Linked DNA regions of Homo sapiens: region 1 is linked to region 2. The links are chromatin loops, found by intact Hi-C in ENCODE. Cell type or tissue: right lobe of liver. All regions are shown on one strand. Links, peaks and the distances in the headings refer to the core of each region. The heading gives the core; the rest is flanking DNA. Region 1 overlaps C1orf21 (chromosome 1 open reading frame 21). Region 2 overlaps C1orf21 (chromosome 1 open reading frame 21).

Region 1 (11,747 bases), core at 2,525-10,524, 73 kb after region 2:
ATCTAGGATTTTAAATAAAGCTATGTAAGAAAATAAAAATAGACCATGGAATTTGAACATTTATTGACAAAAACATAGTTTGGTTAGGCTGTCTGATTTTGTCTTTCTAATACAGTGTCATTTTTTTTTTTTCCTACCAGAAGGGCTCTTACACTTAGTTCAGGTTTACATAGTCAAGCTTTGGTGTACACAAACACAGTAATTCTCACAGTAAGACCAATGCTCAATGAGGATTCTGCTGAATAATATCTGCCCTCTCTTTGAGAAACAGTCCAAAGATGGGTTCCCCAGGGTCTAAAATCAAATCCGGCCGAGCATAGTGACTTACACCTATCATCTCACACTTTGAAACGCCGAGGCAGGAGAAATGCTTGAGCCCAGGAGTTCAAGACCAGCCCGGGCAACATAGCAAGACTTTGTCTCAACAAAAAATTAAAAAATTAGCCAGGCATGTTGGCATGCCTGTGGTCCCAGCTACTTGGGAGGCTGAAGAGGGAGGATCGCTTGAGCCTGGGAGTCGAGGCCACGGTGAGCCATGGTTGTACCCCACCACTCCAGCCTGAGCAATAGAGATCCTCTAGAAAAAGAAAAAGTGAAATTAATTCAACATGCATTTATTGAGCAACTCTTAACTCTGGTCCGGTGTTAGGTTCAGGGAAGACGCACTCTGCAGTTCTCAAGGCACACCTTCTATTGCAAAAGCTCTCTGTGTATACATAAATATTATGTTATTGTAAATCACACAAGAAGGCACAATGGTCAATAGGTTTACCTGAGATGAAGGAGGAAGCAACTGCAATATGTATACAAAGAAAAATTATTTTCAGGAAAACTGGCAAATTTAAGGCAGAGTGACCTTTCCTTGCTCCTCCTCTCTGATTTTGAGAATCTCCTTCCTCCTTTTCCTTTTGACTTCCCAGCAAACTATAAATGGGAAAAGAGGCCTGAAGATAACCCCACCACACAGGGACCGTATTTTCATGGTAGAGACACTTCTTCACAAGGCTCCAGGAGTAACGGCAAAGCTGACAGTCTTGTCACTTCATTTCCTATATCCCGCTCCAAGAGTCCCCACAGTGAGACAGCCAGCCGCTGTATCTACAGACTCAATGCCTCGGGTTCCTGGGCGTTTTTCAGAAACATAGTTTTCTGGTGCAGTCAGGTCTGACCAGAGCTACTTCAGAGACTTACTGCCAACCTCTATAGCTGGTCAAAACAAGAAAGAAATATTTTACAGATTTCAAACACATTAATGAACCTAAAAAAATTCAACTCTACCATCAATATGTTAATACATGACATCTACGCTTCACTCCCTTATTTTGGTCATCCTTAATACTATGAGATTTTGTTCAAATAAATTCTAGAACTGACTGCAAATATTCTGTATAATTTTTACGGGGATGTGAGGATGAGCTTCACCTCTAGGTTTGATGACAAATATTAGCATTTTAAGAATTTCTCCCACATATATTTTGTCACACATGTATATACATATAACATCTCAGCATCCATGAAGTCCCAGTCACTCCTTCCCTTGAAGAAATGAAGAAACTTCATGGTGGACACTGCAGGATTACCACAGCAACAGGTGTCCACCAAAGAGATATCAGGAAGAATAACAGAGATTAGGTTTCCTTTACTTGCTCTTAGGAATCTTGGGATGAGTATATCCTGAGAGTTAATTCCTCCAGATGTGTAAAACGTGGTGTCTCACAATGCTCCATGCTTGCAGTCATCAAAACAGAATTATTTCTAGAAAGGCTAAGGAAGATATCTCGGTTTTCCCAAGCAAAGATAAATTGTCAACTCTCAATGTCCCTTCACAAGGAGAAATTTCTCTCTCAGTTGTAGGAACTGCTGCACTTGTCCAAAGCAATGATATATATTTTTCTTTTCTTATAACTGAATTTTTTGTTTTTGTTTTTGAGGCAGGGTCTCGCTCTGTGGCCCAGGCTGGAGTGTGGTGGCACAATCATAGCTCACTGCAACCTTGAACTCCTGGGCTCAAGCAAACCTCTGGCCTCAGTCTCCCCAACAGCTAGGATGACAGGTGTGTGCCACCATGCCCAACTATTTTTTTTCTTTTTTGCAGAGATGGGGTCTCACTATGTTGCCCAGGCTATAACAGAATCTTGTGACTGATAGTGTTTCTTGTTTTCATATGGTTACAGAAAACTCAGGGCCAGATTTGCAAATTACTTTTAATATAATTAGGCAGAGCCTTAGAGAATACATTTCTGGATATTAACACTCTTCTGGTTTCATCTGTTTGATCCATACACCATTTTTGTCTTTATTATTGTGTTTCTTTAAGAAACAAGCAAATAAGAACCTAGGCTTTGCTTATCCTACCTGAGGCTTCCCCTAAGGGATGTCCATCACCTGGGAGGACATTCCCAAGCATGGAAACAGGTTCACATTACCCTGAGTCTGTAATCTATCCCTTCAAATGCATTCCTTACAAAAGAAAACCCATCCTTGCCCTACTGACAATACCTGCACCTTAACAGTGGGGTGGTAATGCAGTCTTCTCACTAAGTAGAAATTAAACCTGGCTTCATCATTTCCTAAGAAAATCCTTGTTTTAGCTGACAGGAATATTTAAAAATGGGGGTAAGGGAACTAAAATAACTAATCTAAAATTATAGAAATATAAAACCCCCCAATGATGTAATCCTTGCCACAGAATCCATCACATTGAAAAGCTGTCCGGACTTCTGCAATAAAGGGAGACAGAGGTAGATTGTAAAGCCTTTTCATCCCAGTTTCTCTTCAAGATTTTATTAGGCAATAAACAGCCATATCAAATAATGTCTAAATATACAATCATCTCTGCATAATTTTAGGTAGTCCAACCATATTAGCACCAGGAGAGCATCAAATAAGTTTTGTATCTCACATCTGGGTCCAGATTCCTCTGAGACAAACTTGGTGGACTGAAGACAAATTCAAGTTTATGACAGAACATATAGAAGCTCTTATATATGGCTTCTTAAGAAATACCCATAACCGGCTGGGCGCGGTGGCTCACGCCTGCAATCCCAGCACTTTGGGAGGCCAAGGCGGGCGGATCACGAGGTCAGGAGATCCAGACCATCCTGGCTAACACAGTGAAACCCTGTCTCTATTAAAAATACAAAAAAAATAGCCAGGCGTGATGGCGGGCGCCTGTAGTCCCAGCTACTCGGGAGGCTGAGGCAGGAGAATGGCGTGAACCCGGGAGGCGGAGCTTGCAGTGAGCCGAGATTGCACCACTGCACTCCAGCCTGGGCGACAGAGTGAGACTCCGTCTCAAAAAAAAAAAAAAAAAAAAAAAGGAAATACCCATAACCAATAATTTTTCATTACGTTGGCTTAAGGAAAAGATAACATTGAACTCTCCATGCTCTGACTTGATAGTATGGAAAGCTGCCCAGCAAGCAACATTCTACTACAAAGAACAAATAAATATTCTTAATTATTTTGCAATCATTAATAAGGGAATAATGTCCCCCAATGGGCTTGCAGAAGAGCCCTCTAGAACCTAGAGAAGCCAGTAGGTTTTTCAAGCCTGCTGAAAAGCCAAAACCTGAAAACTAGATGGGACCTCACAGACTCTTACATCTGATCACAAACTTTCCCGTAAACCACATATGTTCCTGTTTAAACAAAAAAATTAGCAGTAAGGCATTTTCTCCAAATCGGAACTATTTCATTTACATTATCTCTGCAGGATTTTAGAATTTCCTGAGAGAAGCAACTCTAGTTGATGCAGAGATTTAGGGGGAGAAAATATTTTCGAGGCCAGGCGCGGTGGCTCACCCCTGTAACCCCAACAGTTTGGCAGGCCAAGGCGGGTGTATCATCTGACGTCAGGAGAGCGAGACCAGCCTGGACAACGTGGCAAAACCCCGACTCTACTAAAAATACAAAAATTAGCCTGGCATGGAGGCGCCTGTAAGGAGGGAGGCTGAGGCAGGAGAATCACTTGAACCTGGGAGGCAGAGGTTGCAGTGAGCCAAGATCACACCATTGCACTCCAGCCTGGGCAACAGGAGCGAAACTCCATCTCAAAAAAAAAAAAAAAAAATATATATATATATATATATATATATATATATATATATATATATATAATATATATGGCAAATTAATCTTTCACTATGTTGAATAAAATTAATCCAAAGAATATATGTATTAGAAGAAAATCTGAAAAGTGACTATAACCTCTTATTTAATACCATCATATGCCATTAGCAACCTTCATCCACATAAAAATTCACTGTAATTTGTTTCAATTTACAGAAATATGTCCACCTGGAAACAAATTGACTCTCGTTTTGCACACTAAATCGAGACTGAATCTAAAATGTTCATTGCGCTATTGTGAATTTGGTGAAAATCATTCAACGTCTTCAAAAGTTAGGACAAAAGTATAAAATCAAAGATATCCACCTGAAAAATCATCCTTTATCTCAGCATAATCCTGTCAAGATAAATTCAAACTTCTTGAAACATCTTCACCTACCCAGACACAGATATAATTATCAGGACATTGCTTCCAAAGCTATTATTCCTAGATGCACAAGCTATTCACAGATCTTTTATCTAATATAGTTCTTTTTTTCTTTGGCCAGAACAATAAGTTCTTAAATAAGAAGAACCTTACAGTATATTTACTAGCTATATTTTAAAATTTAAGATCAGACACTTTATTTCAATTCATAATAAAAAAATACATTTCCTACTGGACTTTCTTCTCCACAGAGCATGTCTAATATATCACTTTTATTTCTCATAAGTCTGCCAATTTTTCATACATGAATCCCTATTCTGCTGTCTTTGCCTGCCATTATACGAATTTACATAAATGTTTTGATTCTCTTCTGTTGGGAGCTACTCTGCAGTGCTGCTAGAGAAGGGCATAAATAAGAGCAAAGCCAACTGAAGGCATAGTCTAGAACAGTAAAATACTACTCAGTAATTCACAGAGAAGGGAATTAAACAGTCAATACCCAGAGCCCCTGGAGTCATGATAACATTTAATTCTATTTGGTGCGTATTTGTCCAGGCCCACCCTGAATCAGGTGGTGTGCTGGGTAGCAGATGAGCTACAAATGAGGCAGGACATGTAGACCAAAGACCTCACTCTGTAAGTTCGTTGGTGTTCTATAAGGAGCTAGTTGTCATAACCAAGATGGTTATATTATTTTGGTCAAGATCACCTTCTTTCTTATTCTTTCTGTTTTAATTTTCCAAGATCCATTACGAATCCCTTCATTCCAGTAGGACTAGAAAGAGGACCTGTACTAAAAATCCACCTGTGGGTCATTTTCTGCAATCTTCCCATCCCCCTACCCGCAGCCCACATTCCTCACCCCACAAACCTTCCATTAGTACCTCATTTCACTTCCTCCCCAATATTGTAAGGTTATTTCTTTCTACAAAAAGCAAATATTAAAGTCAATGCCAACATAAGAAGGACCTGCTCACTGACAAATACAAACAGCAGATTTTCTGGGCCTCTCAGCTGTGACTCATCTAGACCAGAAGAAACTACAGTAAGATCCCACCCTAGTCTAGGCAACTGCTGGCCCAGGTCATCCCAGCACTAGAAAACATGCCAAAGGAAGCTTTCTTTGAAAACTGAGAAAGAAAGAACAAAAAAGTGCTGAATAGGAAACGGAAGTGTTGGAAACTACCCGTATTTCACCTTCTCAGCTGAAATAACTCAGTAGTTTCTTCTAGGACCAATGCTGACATCCAAACCCATTAGGTCACTGTGAGAATGGCCATGTGATTAAGGCACAGACTTTGTTCTAAAATGTTCTGGGGGAAGCATTGTGAGAATTAAATAAAAGGACCCTAATGTGCCATTTTTATTATGCATGAGACTTCATCAGATTGGGATGCTGGAGAAAAGGCGGTGAAACCTGATCGGCCTCACAACTGCCTCTTCAAAGGTCAGACTATCCCCAAGGGGTGTAAAGCCTTCAGGGGAATTGCCTTCACTTTCTATCTAGTTAGCAGCTTATCAGAGATTCCTCTCTCCTCACAAAGACTCAACACAGATAAAAATCCCTCCTTGATGGTAAACAGTTTAACTTATAGCTCAATTTAGCAAACAAAGCTCCAGGCCCTAACAAATGACCCAAATAATAACCTTTGTTGATCTGGATTCAAAATAATGGGAAAAAAAAGCAAGGCAATGAAAAGCCCAGTAGAACAGTGATTTCTCACTGATGGGATGGAATATGAAAGTCTCTTTGGGGGCAGAATTTTCCTACAAGCACAAACCCTCCAAGCCCTGGGCTGCTGCAGCAGAATAAATTCACTCACCTTCTCTGTTCATTCGGCTGGCCGTCTATTTAATGAAAAGTAATGTTTCCTTTCAGGCTTTATGTTTGATTTGCAAATAAACCACCCTCAACAAAAATAAACCATTCCCCACTGTGATGTAACAATATTAACACAACATTCCAGTCTTAATAGAGCAATTTTAATGTTTTACCAAGTGTATTGAGTCATCTACCTACTCAGCGAGGAAATACTGAATTGCTGCAATTTCTATTTAGGACACTTTTCTCATTCTTAGCTGCCTAATCTCAGTATTATTGAGTTATTAATTCTCCAGCTGCTCTGTCTTATGTCGATCATCTTAGGTAACAAAAATAGAGGCCAGGTTAATAAAAAGTGAAAATGAGAACTCAGACTGTCTGTGGCCCACCTGATGGTTTCTAAAACCCTGATGTGGAAGGTTAGGGCTTCCTTTCTCACCTGGCATCCATTAGCCCATCTGCAATGAAGTTTATATGGCCATGCTGTGCAGAAACCAGACCATGGGACCTTTTCAAACTGTTTCCTATTTATCATGACTATCAGCGCAACCAAGATATATAACTTTTTATTTTAGGGTTCTTTACACTTCATTTTGTAAAAGGATAAATAGTATTCAAATATATTGTTCATCTGGCATCCAAACAGCCATGAATAATTTGCTAGAGACCTAGTATATTTCCTCAAATGCTTCTATTTCCTCTTCCCCCACCACTCCCCCACAAAAGTCATGATGCTTCAAAGGCAAGCAGGTAAGAGATTTATTATAGCTACCAAAATAATCCAAGGTGATGTATTTTCTTTGCTTTGGGGGGAAATGGTGTTTGTGGATTTCTGGACTCATGAGCACTCATTTGTTTAACAGATGCACACGCTGCACTAAGCGGATGCGGCACAACTCAGGATGTGACCCGTGGGGAAAGTCTCATTTAGCTTAAAAAGAAAATCTTACCTGAGAGATTTTCTGAGTTTTTCACATTACATGTTACCAGACAAATGTAGCTGCATATTCATTCAATTATGGTAAATACCATTTAGGTACCTATTTCATTTTTTTCCCATTTTAGACATGTAAAATGTTTTAGCCACAGTTAGTTCCACATTAAAGACTCAATTCCACAGAAAAATTGGGGTTGGGGGAGGTATGGGGTGTGGTGGCTCATGCCTGTAGTCCCAGCAACTTGGAATGCTAAAGTGAGAAGATTGCTTGAGACCAGGAGTTCAAGACCAGCCTAGGCAACATAGTGAGACCCTGTCTCTAAATTTTTTTTTAAATTAGCCAAGCCTAGTGATATGCACCCATAGTCCCAGCTACTGGAGAGGCTAAAGCAAGGTGGGAAGATCACTTGAGCCCAGGAGCCTGAGGCTGCAGTAAGCTACTATGATTGAGCCACTGTATTCCAGTTTGGATGACAGAGCAAGACTCGGTCTCTAGAAAAACAAAGAGAAAAAAAATCAGGGCCTAGCATGGTGGCTCACACCTGTAATCCCATCATTTTGGTAGGCCGAGGCAAGAGGATCACTTGAGCCCAGAAGTTGAGGCTGCTGTGAGCTGTGATCATGCCACTATACTCCAGCCTGGGTGACAGGGCAAGACCCTGTCTCAAAAAATAAAAAGAAAAATCAGAGTAGGAGGCAGTGTGGAAAGGAGGAAAAAACACACTTACTGTGACAAACCCATTCAAATTTGGACCATGGCCTCCATAAATTTCCCTTACCCTTAGATACACATGCAGCTGGCCCATTAAAGCACAATGTAACAGACATAGTAAGGCTCCAGTCCTTCCTGAATAGCCCTTTAAAGGAGCAATCAGGAAAAGATGTTCTGAATGCACTTCTGTAAATTACAAGGTTGTCTTCAGGCTGCATAGAGAAGACCAGCAGTGTTAACCCAGCTTAATTCCTCCCCCTCCCAGTTATGATCCTCTATGCCACTTAATAAATAGCCTACCACAAACTCTAATACAAATTTCATTTTCCAAAAAACAACACTTATCATTAATATCAATGTTTTTTTTCCTTCTCTTAAAAGAGTATTACTCCCTCACCCTCAGTCTAATCCCACCTTTGTGATTGACAATATTTAAGATCCAAAGAAGAGCCCCAGCATTGTTGTTATATAATTTAACATAGGAGTAGAAAACCAAGATGAATTTTACATGCATTTCATTTCTAGATATACTCATTTTACTCCCTTGCTAATCACAGGAGTTTATTTTATTCTATTGAGTTCATTTTTAACTTGGTTAATTTGAGATGTAATTATCCCCAAAAAAGTGAAAAATCAAAACACATGTAAGAGATTTTATCTTCACACAGAGGATCATAAAATTCTCATTTGAGATAATACTAAGAGAAAGTATTTTTCTTGACATTTCAACCGAAAGGAAACTTGGTAGACACTCAAATATAATGAAAATAGAAGGAAGATATAAAGAGGGTTTTAGTATCACTATAAAAACTCTCCTGCTGGGGCTTGGAGAGGCACACATATCCCTACAGATCAGAAGATAAGATAGGGATTCACCAACTTCACTCTTACACTGACCTCATTTTGATTAGAATAAATTTTTTGTCACTTCAGTCCCTGGAAAAAGCAAGTCTAACAGCTCCCAGGGAAAGAGACTGAATAACTTTAGGAACTTCAGTCATCTCCAAAGCTAGAGGAGCACCAATCTAAAGAGGAATAGACAGAGATTCCAAACAGCTCTGCTGTAATTTCTAAACAACTTTGGGAAGTCACAATTACTGAGTAAACTAGGTTCCCTAGCAACCAAATGCTCATTTGAATGCTCCCTCCCACCCTGTCCCCTTCATCAGCTGCATTCTCTGCGAAAATATCAGTGGAAAGTAGGGGTAGCAAGAATGGGGGAACTGCAAAGATAAACATGATGTAACTTTAAAGCATAATAGGAATTTTTAGGGCCAGGTGTGGTGGCTCACACCTGTAACCCCAGCACTTTGGAGGCCGAGGCAGGTAGATGGCTTGGGACTGGGAGTTCAAGACCAGCCTGGGCAACATAGTGAAACCCTGTCTCTCCAAAAAATACAAAAATTTGCCAGGCATGGTGGCACACTCCTGAAGTCCAAGCTACTCAGGAGGCTACAGTGGGAGGATTGATAGAGCCAGGGAGATTGAGGCTGCAATAAGCTGTGATCGTGCCACTGCACTCCAGCATGGGCAACAGAGCAAGACCCTGACTCAAAAAGAAAAAAAAAAGAATTATTAGCACTGGGTCTAATAAAAACATGCCAAATAATGATTCAGATAAAAGACCAGGGAACGTTTCATTTGCTGATATCACAATTTGCATAACATAAGGTAATCTCTGAAGAATTAAGAAAAAGGTTTTAAAATTTTGACAGGCTGGAGAAACAGACACATAAAATTTTAATGCAAGGAGAAATGGGATGCAAGGGTTTTGCACAGGCTTAGCCAAGAAAGGTTTTAATGTCCAGGGTAATCTTGAGGATGGAAATCTGTGGAAGGCTTCAGATCAGAAAACAAACAAATAGAAATCCAAGCAGGTCTCTCTCTGCCCAGTCAATCAAATTCTTTAGGGCCAGCAAATCTATGAAAGGACGCATCACGAGGGGGTAGAGAGTGACTGTTTAATGGCACTAAAGAAAAGCAAGCTTAAAATTGATGTTAACATTCACTTAGCTATTGTGAAGAACTGCCACAATCTATTCAAGGATTTCCTTCTCTGGACTTCAGAAATACCTTCTGGGATGGGCCTTGCTATGGTTTGAATGTTTGTTCCTTCTAAAACTTATGTTGAAATTGAATTGCTATGGTAACTGTATTAAGAGGCAAGAGTTTAAAGAGGTGATTACACCATTAAGGCTCTACTCTCATGGGTAGAATTGGTGCCAGAAAAGAAGGGCAACTCCAGCCCTCTTTCTCACTTTCTCTCGGCTCTTCTGCTTTCCCGTTCCTCCCCTCTGGAGGATGCAGCATTCAAGGAGCCATCTTGGAAGCCAAGACTGGGCCCTCATGAGACACCAAACCTGCCAGCACCTTGACCTTGGACTTCCCAGACCCCAGAACCTTGAGAAATAAATTTTTGTTCTTTATAAATTACCCAGTCTCAGTTGTTCTGTTATAGCAGCACAAAATGGACTAAGGACTCCACTGAGAAAAGGTACAGATTAGCACCTGAAGTTCTTAACAAGATACTCTGGAACAGAAAGCTGAAAACACAGGCTTTGGGGACAGATAAACCTGCATTAAAATCCCATCATGTACTTCCTGTGTGACTTTGGACAAGCTACTTAACCTCTCTGAGTATCAGTTTATTCATCTGTAAAATGTAGACCATATCTAATTCTTCATGGGCTATTATCCGATTAAATGAGTTAATGTAGGTGCTATATCTGGCATATAACATATCCTTAATAAACATTTCCTATTTATTATGTTCCTTCAAAAATCTCCTGCTGAATAAAGTTAAAATTGACTATGATGATATTTTGCATAAATGGTACCAAAAAACTGCTTAGTGTTAAAGTACCCATGACTCTACCTTTAATTGTTACCTGGTGATGTAATTGTCATTCATGTGTGTATAATACACAATAACAGATTTCTTACTGCTTGACCCAGACACTAAAAGGAAATTTCTATCTGCAATCTTTAACACAATCAATCAAAAAGTTATTGCCACTAAATAAAAAATTAAAAGCCAAGTGTTCCACTTGAGAAAGAAGTTTTTCTCAAGCATAAATTTAATTATCTGAGTTTCGGTTAGCCTATTCCTGTGTCTAGATTTTTGTTTTTGTTGTTTTGTTTCTCTTTTGTTATGAAATAATCACATAATACATGTATAATTTAATGTATAAAAGCAAATGAACAATTATGTACATACCTACAGAACATCACAAGCACCTCTGAAGTCTCATGTATAACCCTGCCCAAGCACAACATACCCTTCACCCCAGAAGTAATTAATTATCCTTCTGCATTTTGTTAATCTTCCCCTGCTTTTCTTAGCAGTCTTCCCATTTATGAGTCTATCTTTAAACAATATATTACTTTAGCCGTTTTTGAACTTTACATAAATAGAATCATATTGTATTAGTCTTCTATTTTGCTTTTCCACTCATCTTTATGCTTTTGAATTCATCCCTGTTGGCACGCACAGTTGTAGGTTACTCTTACTATTGTTTCATATGAATGTACCACAATTTCTTTATTCACTACACTGTTGATAGACATATACACTGTTTGCAGGGTTTCAGTATTATCAACAGTGTTACTTTGTGCATTCTTGTACATGTTAAGAGTTCTTTTAAGGCAGTGTTTCCCAACCTTTTTCACAATCCAACTGGTAAAGAAAACAGTAATATTGGTAGGGCAAACTGAAGTTATTAGACAAAACTGCTCCCACTCCAGCCTTGCTACCTGCCCTACTCCTTTATTCTGCTAC
Region 2 (11,747 bases), core at 1,808-9,807:
AACCAGTCACATGTAAAGTTCCAAGTGCAGAAGGCAGGAGCTGTACTAGTCTCTACGGAGGACAGCCAGGGCCTAATGAGGCCCAGGGGCCAGGTAGGGGCTGCCTGGAGAGGTGCTCATAGCAAGGCAGGTCCCTTCAGTCACACCAGCCAGGAGTCCAGGAAGAAGCCATTGTTTTGAATGTCTGAATCTGTAGTGTCACTCAGGAGAAAATAACTCCAAGGGGAAGTGCAATAGGTAAAGAAACCTTTGACTTCCTCTCTTGTCACTGAGGCACGTTTTGAGAACTTCCCTCATCCCCAAGCAGGCCTTGCCTGCAGCTCCAGTCCTTTCACCTTTCACTGAATGGTGCCAGAGGGCCAGGAAGCACCCAGCAGGTCTCCACTGCTACAGACAATACAAGCACTTGAAGGGGCAAGGGAGTAATTGAAGAAAACCAAAGGGACTTGGAGGGCCCTGCCAGCGTGTCCCTGCCAATGGTCTCTGAAAACTCAGGTGCTCCCTCATCTTGCAACCCAGCTGCCTGGCAGCAGGGAGTGACAAATGGTCTTATTTTCTACTTATCTCTCTAACTTCAAAAGAACAGGCTCATGATACCAGCTGGCAAGGGAAGGAAAAGTAGCACTTGGATTTTTTTTTTAATATAGAAAGTATAGAGCATTTCTTAACTTTCTGTCATAGAAAACGTTTCCAAGTAGAAATTTTTGCTGGCTTTACCTCAGCTAGACCAAACTTGGCATCAAGGCGGCATCTAGCATGGTATCTATTTTGTGCTGGCCGAGGGGAGGAGAGTGAAGAGGTGGGGCCAGTCTACTCAGGCCCATCTACTATTTATAACAAGTGCTTCCATGCTAATTGTGCACTGGCCTTGTTCTGGACGCTCTCCTTATTAACTATGTGTTCCTCCTCAGAACTCCAAGTGGTGGATACCATTATTACCTCCATATTATAGATTTGGAAACAAATGCAGCTAAGTTATAAATCCAAAACAGCACAGGCAGTGGTGACACTGGAATCAAACCCCAGCTGGTAAGACAGAATTCACAACTACTCCATTCCATGCTCACATACACGCATGTTTCATTTTCCCTATTGAAATGAGCATCAGCATGGCCCAGGAACCACCTAAAAGGAAATAAAACTAACATATTTTGAGCACCTTCTCTGAGTCAGACACTGGGCTGAGCACTTTTACTTCAGAAGAATGCAGTTAAAAGCTCTGAGCCAAGGTCGACTGGCTTCTGTGATTCCATGAGCCCCATGTGCACTTCGAGCCATTAAGACCTTTCTGAGGCTCAGCTCAAGACATCAGGGAGTCTTCAAAGCCTAAACCCAAGACCATGTTCCTCACTTATCTTGACTTAAATTTCTCAGCTTTTATGACTATAATCTGGCCTATCACAAATCCGTCAAACACTTCTCCTGCCCTTAGGGCTCTTTACTGTCTCCTATGATTCACTAAAAACAGAAAAAGGGAAACATGATTTTCTCTCTCACCTTCGGGAAATAACAGCTTCAGAAGCCAACAGAAGCTTCCTTATGCCAGCAAAACAGCTACAGTAGAGGCAGCTAAAGTCTATCACTAAGCAGCACAGAGAGGAGCAAGGTGGCATTGCTCCTGTTCATTGGCCAAGCTGCCTCCCAATTCTGCCTCTCTGGTGGTCCCCCATGTACCCCTCTTTGCCCAAATCACCCCCTGACACACAAAAGGCTGAGTGTACACACCTAGTGCTCACTTAATGCATAGAGATTCCAAGCAGAAAATGAGGGCCACTGCCTCCATCAAACTCCTTTTCTCTTAGATCCAATAAAAACTAAAACTTGAAAGAGAAGGAAATTCTCACACTACCACTGCTACCTCTCAGTCACATAAATCAGCACTGTGCAATAGAAATATGTGAGTTATGTGTGTACTTTTAATGCTTCTAGTAGCCACATTAGATAAAAAGCAGCAGGTGAAATTCATCTTCATATATTTTATTTAACCTGATAGATCTAAAATATATCATTTAACATGTAATCAATAATTATTAATAAGCTATTTTATATTCTTTTTTCATATTAAATATTCATTTAATATGAAACTTAAAAGCTCATTTTACACTTACAGCACATCTCAATTAGGACTAGTCACGTTTCTCATGCTCAATAGCCACATGTGGCTCATGGGTACTGTGCTGGACTGCACTGACAAACATTATTCTCTCTGTTACTGTCCACAAACACAGGTATCTTTAATCCATCTTCGCTGAATGCAATCAAAAATTATGAGACATAAACAGTGAATTATGACTTTGCCTCCAAGTGCTTTTAATTTCTGAATAAATCTGATGTATTTTCTCATTTAATTTTCACCATAACCTTGTGAAATAGGTCTCACAGCATTTTAGATGAGTAATAGATTGGCATAACACCATCACACACACACACACACACACACACACACACACACACAGCCACAAGCATCTGTTATATGCTCTCATTTAGGTACACCCAAGGATCAGAACTTAACTGAAGCCACATAGCAATACAAAGTCCAAGTGAAAGAAAGCAGCCAAATTCTTGCTCGCTTTACTGCTGCTCAGTCTCACACCATCATTCCAGAAGAATTTACTGCAATAATCTAAGCCCCTCCATTTAAAGGGATGTTTATAAACATCAGGCTTAAGCCAAACTTGGCAGCAGTGCAGGCCACCTTAGTTATATGGGAGGGCTGGTTCAGTCAGTGCCCAACCTGATTCCTGAACAATCTCTCTGCCTCCAGCTCCTTGGCCATCTGGGAGCCCTCTGTCCTCTCAAGCCCATGCAGTTCCTGCCTTCGGGGAGCTAACCAGCTCACAAGAGAGATTAGACATATAAACAAATAAATCAAATAAACAAAAAGTATTCTGGGATGGCAGGAAAGAGATACCTTCTGAAGGTATTAGAGGAAGCTCTGTATAAAAGTTTATATTTGGAAAACAAGCAGGATTTAAAGACATGAAGTCGAGAAAACGGGCCCGTGCCAAGCAGAGGTCACCATGTACTGGAGGGCCTAGAGCAGCGAAGATGCAGGATAAGTTCACAAGGCTGCCTTGCTCAGTTGACTGAAGAAGGCGATCATGAAGGAACAGAGTACAAAACAAGGCTGCGCCTGTAATCTTAGCACTTTGGGAGGCCAAGGCGGGTGGATCACCTGAGGTTAAGAGTTCAAGACCAGCCTGGCCAAAATGGTGAAACCCTGTCTCTACTAAAAAAAAAATACAAAAATTAGCCGGGCGCGGTGGTGGGTGCCTGTAATCCCAGCTACTTGGGAGGCTGAGGCAAGAGAATTGCTTGAAGCCAGGAGACGGAGGTTGCAGTGAGCTGAGATCACGCCACTGCACTCCAGCCTGGGCGATGGAGTGAGATTCCATCTCAAAACACACATACACCCCCCACCCCCGCCCCACACACACACACAAAGGCAGCAAAGGTGGATATGAGCCACCTTCAGGTGCCTTGGATGTTCACTAAGGATTTGGGATTTATTGGCACAAACAGAAAGTTCTAGAGAAGATTTAATACCAACAGAGGAGTACTTTAAAAAGCTGATCTGATAGTGGTGCCAAAAAATGAAGAAGTAAAAACAGACCAAAAACAAGCAAAGGAACAAACAAGCAATAAAGGAGGTTAACAGGAGATTCCTCCTGAGGACACTGCAGTTCTTGGGGTGATGGGCTGTCACAGCCTAAACTACAGTGGTGGTAAGAAAAGCAATGCTAGGAGAGAGTGAGATTTATAGGATCTGGAAACTAACTGCAAAAGCCAAAAGTGACTCAAGTTTAAAGCCTACATTATTGAAACACTGGAAACAGAAAAAGCGCAGAAAAGGAAGTCAATATAACTGTAAGAGTTTCTCCCCACTTGGGGGCGGGCTGCAGGAGAGATCATGATCTCAAGCCTGACGTATTAATTTCCCTAATAAGGCCTAAATGTGTTCTATGCACCCACTTTAGTTGTCTAAGAGAATGACTGTTGAAAGAAATCCAATAAGCACTTGGCCTTCTAGAACTTGCTTAACCAGTTCATGATAACTTGAACCTGTTGGTCACTTACTTTTTGCAAGCTGGTCTTGGCAATCTGCTCAGCTGTCCTCTGAATGACCTCAGCAGATCTGCTGACCACTATTCACATCTGCCCTGACAACTGAGAGAAGGAAAATTCCAATCTGAAGATGAAACCTTCTGAAGTGGATCTGACCTCTGAAAGGGCCACAGTGTGTCAGGCAGAACTTTAGATCTGAAACTTTTTATGCTTCAACACTTAAAGTGAAAGAAAATATGTAAGTAAATATCACTGGTGAAGTTCCTTGTCAATGATTTCCTAAATTTTCTGAAATCTAGGAGTCAAGATGCCCATTTAGCATTTAATTCTGCATGGTGGAACATGCTACAGAAATTCTGTCACACACATTTGTTGTGGTGGAGCTCCTAAATAACCAAGACATCATGGCGCCCAAACTGCTTCAAAAAAATGGAAATTACCATTTGTATAAACACATTGGGCATCAAAGCTCCTGAGGATGTCTTCAGAAGCTTTGAAATTAAATTAACACCTTTAGGAAAAGGATCAAATGTGTGTGTACACACACTCAGAGACACATACTTCAGAGCCATCCCCAAATATGCCACCCTTCACAGACTTTGTCACATCTTCAACAACATGTGGTAATAACATTTAAAACATTTTAAATGTTTAGCTTTTAAAGCATAAATAAGGTCACTTTATTCGGTGAAAAACAGAGGGGTATTTTAGAAAGCAGAATATAATTGTCCAGGTTGAAATATATCCCAGTCATGGAGTCATAATTTCCTCTTGCAATGGGCGTTGGTCTCCAAAGACGGCTCCCAACAATTCCTCCTCTTTCTACGGGCACATTCTCAAGAGGTGGAGAGACTCTATTCCCTCAACTCTAGGCTGGTCTTATGACTTGCTTTCATCAACAGAAGGCAGCAAATGTAGCATTCTTGAACTTTCAAGCTCAGGTCCTAAGAGGCCTGGCAGCTTCCACTTTTTCTCTTGGAAGCCGGGCTGAAAAGTTTGGCTACCCAGCTGGAAAGAGTGGCCTTGTGGACAGAAGCCCAAATCCATCTGGGATAGCTGAGTTCAGCTGAGATCCCAGCTGTATGCAGCTGCATGACTGAGCCCGGGAGAGAACAACAGATGAACTCCAGCCATCCCCCAGAATCGTGAGGAATAATAAGCTGGTTATGTTTCAAGGTACTATGTTTGGGGTATTTGTTACACAATAAGAGACCACAGAAATAATGGGTTACAAATGGTTAAAAAGTGGGCCTATCACTATCACTCATCTGCCACCATCTGTGATCATTGTGGGATTTTGAAAACTTCTTCTCCTTGCGAATTAATTTAAGTGAAGAAACACAGACAAGACCTTAACTCGTCATATTTAAAATGTGATATTCAGTAATATCTAGGGTACTGGAACTGTCTTGACATTGGATTCTGGTAATTCTTCCCCCAGAGCCCTGCAGGGCTAGAAAAAGTATCTCCCTTGATTGGTGAAGTTCTCTCCCCATTGTATTCCTGCTGTATTTAACACAATCCCACAAACTTCCTAATATTTATGTTAGAGAGATTAACAAAATGATAGAATGCTGGAGTAAATAAAATTTCAATGTGGGTGTTGGGAGGATGAAGAAAATTTAGCAGAGGCCTTAAACGACGCTTTATGGCATGAACTACACAGAGGCACAGAGAGAGCAATGACCAGGTGGGCTTGGGGTAAACTGATTTTTAGCCCCAATCTTGACCCTCCCTGCACCTATACCCTTGCTGTAAATGCACTGTGGTCAGAGTGTGCTTTTTTGCCTAACTTTGGGCTCACTCATGTGACCTGCTTTGGCTAGTGGCATGTGGGTATGAGTGACAGTGTGCCAGCTCTAAGTCCAAGCTTCAGAGGCACCATATGTATCACTTGCACACTTGCCCTTCTGTGAAAGGAGATCATGCCCCCACTAGCTTGCTGGTCCCTGGAGAAAGATGAGAGATACATAGAGAAGTGTCACCACAGCTGACCCACCAATTCATAATCAAGAAAGAAACAGTTACTGTGGAATGCGACTGAGAGCTTCAAGTTGTCTTGTAACCAAGTATCCCCATTTTTCTAAGAGAGAGAGTTTTTTTTTAAGTTATTTCTTCTTTTCTCTTTCCTTCTTTTCCTCTGTTCCCATTTCCTACCTAGCTCTTCAGAAATGCAATCATAACCTTTACCTTCCCTTCACCAGACACTCACTACACTGGAAGCTTATCTAACTACGTGCTTACTTTGAAGCTCCAGGGCAGAAACTCTCTCCCACAAGGAGATTGCCTCAAGAGACAACAGTCAATTTGCAACCTAAAGTATGTCCCTGATGGAAGGCTCTCCCACCTGGAGAGTGTCTTGAGACAAAGGCCACTATACAACCTAGCTCTGCTTGTGATGCAGCCAGCTCGACCACCAGTAGATTAAGCACGAAAGCGAGTCACGCAGACCCCCAACTGCTCACTCCCTCCTCTGAATGCCATTCATGCCAAGTCCCCCTTTAAAAGTCCATGCTTTCTGCCCCAAAAGCAAAACAGTGCTCTTAAAGGCAGGAGCCTGTACCTCTTCCCCCAGGCTAAGCTATGGAATAAAGTCACTTTCTTTATGCCAGACCTCGCTCTTGTGAATTAGACTCTGCAAGTGGCAAGTGACTGAACCTGAGTTTGTTACAGTCTACGCAGCAATAGTTGACTAACACAAAGCTCCTTTATCAGATGCTAACATCTGCAAAATACACATGGTGCTTTAGAACAATAGAGTCTTCCTGGCTATACAAGTTGTGAAGGGATGGTTAAGTGGTCTCATTGCCAAGCAGAATGTAAGCACAACGTATTGAATATCACCAAATCTTGCTCTGACAATCTAAGGTTATCTTTTTAAAGACTGTCATTTGGTATTCGAAGTTCTCCATAATTTAACCCTAACTTAGTTTTCTAGCCAATTCTGTCCCATTTATAGTTTATGTTCCATTCATTAGTTCCATAAATTAGAATATTTATTATTCTTGAATAAGTCTTACATTACCTAGCTGTTCCTTTTCCAGTTTAGATTGAGACAGGTTTTGTTCTTTCAGTCCTTTAAGGCCAGGTTTGGATGTCATCTCTGTAAGAAATCTGCTCTGATTCTGCGGTTTAAGGCAGAGCATCTATCCCCTGACTGTTATCATGAGGTATGTCTTTTCCTCTTCGGGCATTTGGCTTATTCTACCTCGTAACACTTCCTTATCTTCTTACAAAGTCCTAGATGGCAAGGTTTATGGATTATTTACCTCTGTAATCTCCATGGCATTTAGCAAAAGGCCTTATACATAGGATACAGACCAATCAATACTTTTGTGCATTAAAGAATGAGGGCCGGGTGTGGTGGTTCATGCCTGTAATCCCCGCCCTTTGGGAGGCCACGGTGGGCAGATTGCTTGAGTCCAGGAGTTTTAGATCAGCCTGGGAAACATGGCAAAACCCTATCTCTATTAAAAATATAAAAAATTAGCCAGGTGTGAGCGCACGTGCCTGTAGTCCCAAAGCTACTCAGGGAGCTGAGGTGAGAGGATCACTTGAGCCCAGGAAGTCAAGGCAGCAGTGAACCCTGATCGCACCACTGCACTCCAGCCTAGGCCACAGAGCAAGACTGTCTCAAAAAAAAAAAAAAAAAAAAAAAAAAGACCTATGGGAGGCTGCACGGCATCAGGAAACAACATGGAGAAAGAAAGGTGGACTTTGGAGTCTGAGCAATCTGGATTCTAGCACTTCGTAGCTGGGTAACCTCGGACAAGTCCGTCTCTCTGTGTTCAGTTTCCAAGTATGTAAAATTTGCGTAGCACATATTTCACAAGATTGTTGTGAAAATTCAACATAAAAATGAATGTAAATGCCTTGCGATGTTTGACACATGGTGACGGCTCCATAAATGGTAGCTCTATTATAAAAATGATAATGACACAGGACATCAGGTAGAAGTTAAACAAATCCCTGATGTTAGATTATTTTCTCTTAAAAGTCAAGCGTTTCAGGATGACAGTAATGACTCTAGTTCCAATCAACTCTTTCCCTAAAAACTGTGGTTTCAGAGATCTGGACTGTAGTTTTATTAAGATGTTCATATATGTTACTCTTCTCCACAGTTCTCAATGCTATAGGTAGTTACCAGTAGAAACAAATTTGTTCCAGGCAATTAGTGCATCTCCTTGGAACAAAATGCAACAGTTTTCTTCCCAAACACACGAGTCCACTTTTAACTGTGGCTTAGCTCTTTCGTACCATTCCCAATTCTTCACCAGGAGACTAAAACAATCATTACAATGAACCAAAAGCTAGAGATTCTAAAAGTAGTAGAATTATTTGACAGTGACTGAATGATGCAGCTACAGTTATTTACACGTAAACATTATCTCAGTGAGGTTCTACAACATATCTCTATGATGTCCCTTACTAAGAGTTGAAGAAGTGTTTTTATAAATGAAAGCATCGTGCAAATGTCAAGTAGTAGGTATTATTGTTAAAATAATTCCACAAAAATTGCTTCATCTGCCTGGTACTAATTGAAATTTTGTTTATATATCCATACTTCAAAATAATCATCTAAGGGCCAATCTCAAGATCAGGCAAGCATAATAGCCTGTAAGTGGCCAGGTAATGTCAATGAGCAAACTGAACTCGGTGTGCATGCACCGGGGAAGCGTTAGCAGTTCACTGGAGGCCACAGCCTGGCTGCAGGGGCAATTGCTACCCCACCTCCTGACGGTTGTCTCAAGGAATGAAGACCTATTGCTGCCAGCTCTTTTGAAGAAATTTGAGGTTTTATGTGAAATATCCTGATTTTTAAAGGCTGTCTTGCTTTTTATTTTAAAATTCTTTGGGGAGGGGGCAAAAAAAATGTATTTGCAGACCAGGTGTGGCCATGGGTTGCCAATCTGTGGCCTTTGCACTAGATATCCTAAAGTCATTTTGATTCAACAGAGAGAGGTTAAAAGATGATTATTAGATTCATTGTATTTTTATTTTAAATCTGAAAATGTATAATTCACTCTCTATTACACTTTAAAAAAAAACACCTCACTCCCTCATTTATAAATCCTCACTCACTCCCCTTTTGGACTTCTGTTTTTAGTCCTACAGTTCTCCTCTACTAGGACACCCCATGGCCACTGTCCCATGCACCAATTTAAATTCTGCTGGTTCTTTGAAGCTTGATTTAAATGCTAGCTCCTGCAAAAAAAACCTCCATGTTCCTCCTCAAATACCACTTTGTATAAATTATGATGTAGATGATCCAAAGTAAAGATCCACATTGATTTCCATTAGGTCTCATCACCCTTTCACCTCAGACGGTATAACCCAATAATCACTGTAATTATTCACTGTCACAAAAATGAAAGGCTTAGAGGGAATAAGATCTAATGTTCCATAACAGAGTAGGGTGACTATAGTTAAAAATAATGTACTGTATGTTTCCAAATAGCTCAAAGATACGTTTTGAAATGTTCCCAACACACAGAAACAATAAATGCTCGAGGTGATAGATATCCTAAATACCGACTTGATCGTTACACATTCTAGGCATGTAACAAAATATCACAAGCACCCCATAAATATGTACAAATATTATGTATCAATAAAAAAAAGTGAAAGGCCTAGAATCAATGGGTCAAGAGTCAAGTTTGATAGGACTCACCGCCAAACACATCTCCGTTCTGGTAGTTTTTCCCTTTCTGGGCTTCCTCTTCATTTTGAACAGTGGCAACATGCTTGGCGGAGGCACAGCCCATAGTCTCATTCGGTCAGCTTCAGCCGGGCTGAACTGCAAATCATCTCTACAGACACAGGGACATTTTTTTTCTTTAAACACAAAGAAAATCCACCTTGCTGCTGAGTTGGTCAAGATGTGTGCACCTGCAAGAAAAGAAAGCTAGATTAGAATGGGCAGTGACTGCAGCAAAACACAAGCCTCACTATGTTGGTGTGCTGTGCCCTGCAGTATACTAGAAGTCATGCACAGACCCACCCATCGCACTGGTGTTGTGGTGGGCACAGAAGAACCATGTGCAGCGTGGCCCATTCTCACTTGATTTCCCACTCAGAAAGCAAGATGGAAAGGCATGTCCCTATGCAACACATGGCCAAGGAGTGAACTTTTTGAGGAGATACCAAAAATACGTATTTATTCAAATACGTATTTGGGCACTACTGCTTGCCATACATACTCTTAAAGTACCTGTAAGTTTACTAATGTTCTGAAATCTCAAAAACTGTCGAGGAAGGAGAGCCCACTCTTGAGATCCACCTAGTTCAGGAGGCTGGGAAAAGCTCTTCATCTTCCTCATTCTACCCTGAAGCCAGCCCTCCCAGCTCCTCAAATTTTGCCAGGAAACGGTAGCCATCCTCCTCAGACTGGTACATGGGCTACTTTATACATTTCTGGTTAAGGCTGTAAATAATTCAGTATTTTATTTTACCTGAGGTGACACTGTTTTGGAGACAAAGGAAGGAGATGGGGCAAGGTCTAAAACTTACTTCTGTCCATTTTCTGCTTAGCTAGCCAAATGTTTTAAGGATTGGGCAGAAGACGTCAAAATATGAAGAAAAGCAACAAAGCAGTTGTCAAGCTTTTGGCGTAAACTTCATGCTTCTACCGATTTCTCATAAAGGCTTAAAGAGTATTTACAGATACACTGCAAAAGAGATAATCTTCAAATTGACTTAAGTGACTTTACCTTTCCCTGCCCCATCCAAGGTGGCTCCTCAAATTCTGAGTGTTTGCTCTGCTCAACTTGCTCATTTTTGTTTTATGCTTTCATCATCCTCACCCAACCATTCCAGGCCTATAGATGACTTACTCCAGTCTTGTAAATGTTTCTTTTGAAACATCTCTCCTACACATTCCTTTGTTTCCATCCCTCCCACTGTAATACAGGCCCTTACCTCCTCAGAGTCCTGGCAGAACAAAGAAGGCATCAAGCCTCTTTGAATCTTCATCAGCACCCACGTCCCACTGCCCCCCGCCCATGAACAGTGGAAGTTTCTCAAGTTTCACAGATAGTGCTACTACACAGTAGCTATAAGCTTTCTCTACCAAGAAGACTAGAGCTCCTAAACCCTCCTTGCTAGGGCACTAAGGACATCTCTGGATGTAGAAATTTAATCATTTAAGCCATAAAATCTCAGCAAAGAGAATTTTTCAAATTAACATAATCGATCTAATAAATGAACTTAGATAAAAAGGCAGTGATCTTAAATTAAGCCAAGCAAATACAAATTGCCATAAATATTGACAATGACTATAACATTGGTCATTTCTCATATAATTCTTCAAACTATTCTCTATCAGTGGTTATGTTAAATTATTAATAGGAAGTGTAGAGTTGGTTGGTAAAGTTCTACAAACCAGGAAGATTTTCTCCTAGATGGCTAATGTTTATATCTTCCCCATACTTGATGTAACTTAATGTTAACAAGTCTTCATCTCAAACTATATGAAATCCAGGCCTGTGGATGGACACACACACACACACACACACACACACACACACACACACACACACACCCTATTCCATTATTTAGCAGTAATGTCTTCAAGGCTACAGTATTTCTATTTGATGGTCTATTCATACTGGTGTATAGAGCTCAGGGGCCTTATGGAGAAGAGATGCTGACATTTAAAAAATTGCACGCAATACAGTGTAATA

The links. Peaks named below come from ENCODE experiments on the same cell type or tissue, not always from the same donor. Only the 100,000 strongest peaks of a DNase experiment are listed, where the experiment ranks them.
Region 1: a loop joins it to region 2, with 7 times the contacts of the local background. A loop is called at or near these places in 6 of 110 quality-filtered maps.

The regions. Positions count from the first base shown.
Region 1 is chr1:184,402,989-184,414,735 of GRCh38, reverse strand. The region is part of intron 1 of C1orf21 (chromosome 1 open reading frame 21); the gene reads right to left. Among named protein-coding and RNA genes, the nearest start is that of C1orf21, 22 kb to the right of the region's middle. In right lobe of liver, for the core only: no CTCF peak of the experiment used is centred there; no DNase peak of the experiment used is centred there; H3K27ac peaks cover 551 bases.
Region 2 is chr1:184,475,593-184,487,339 of GRCh38, reverse strand. C1orf21 (chromosome 1 open reading frame 21) reads right to left here. Exons shown (of 6, transcript NM_030806.4): 2 at 9,737-9,954. The coding sequence starts at 9,830. Among named protein-coding and RNA genes, the nearest start is that of C1orf21, 94 kb to the right of the region's middle. In right lobe of liver, for the core only: no CTCF peak of the experiment used is centred there; no DNase peak of the experiment used is centred there; H3K27ac peaks cover 2,419 bases.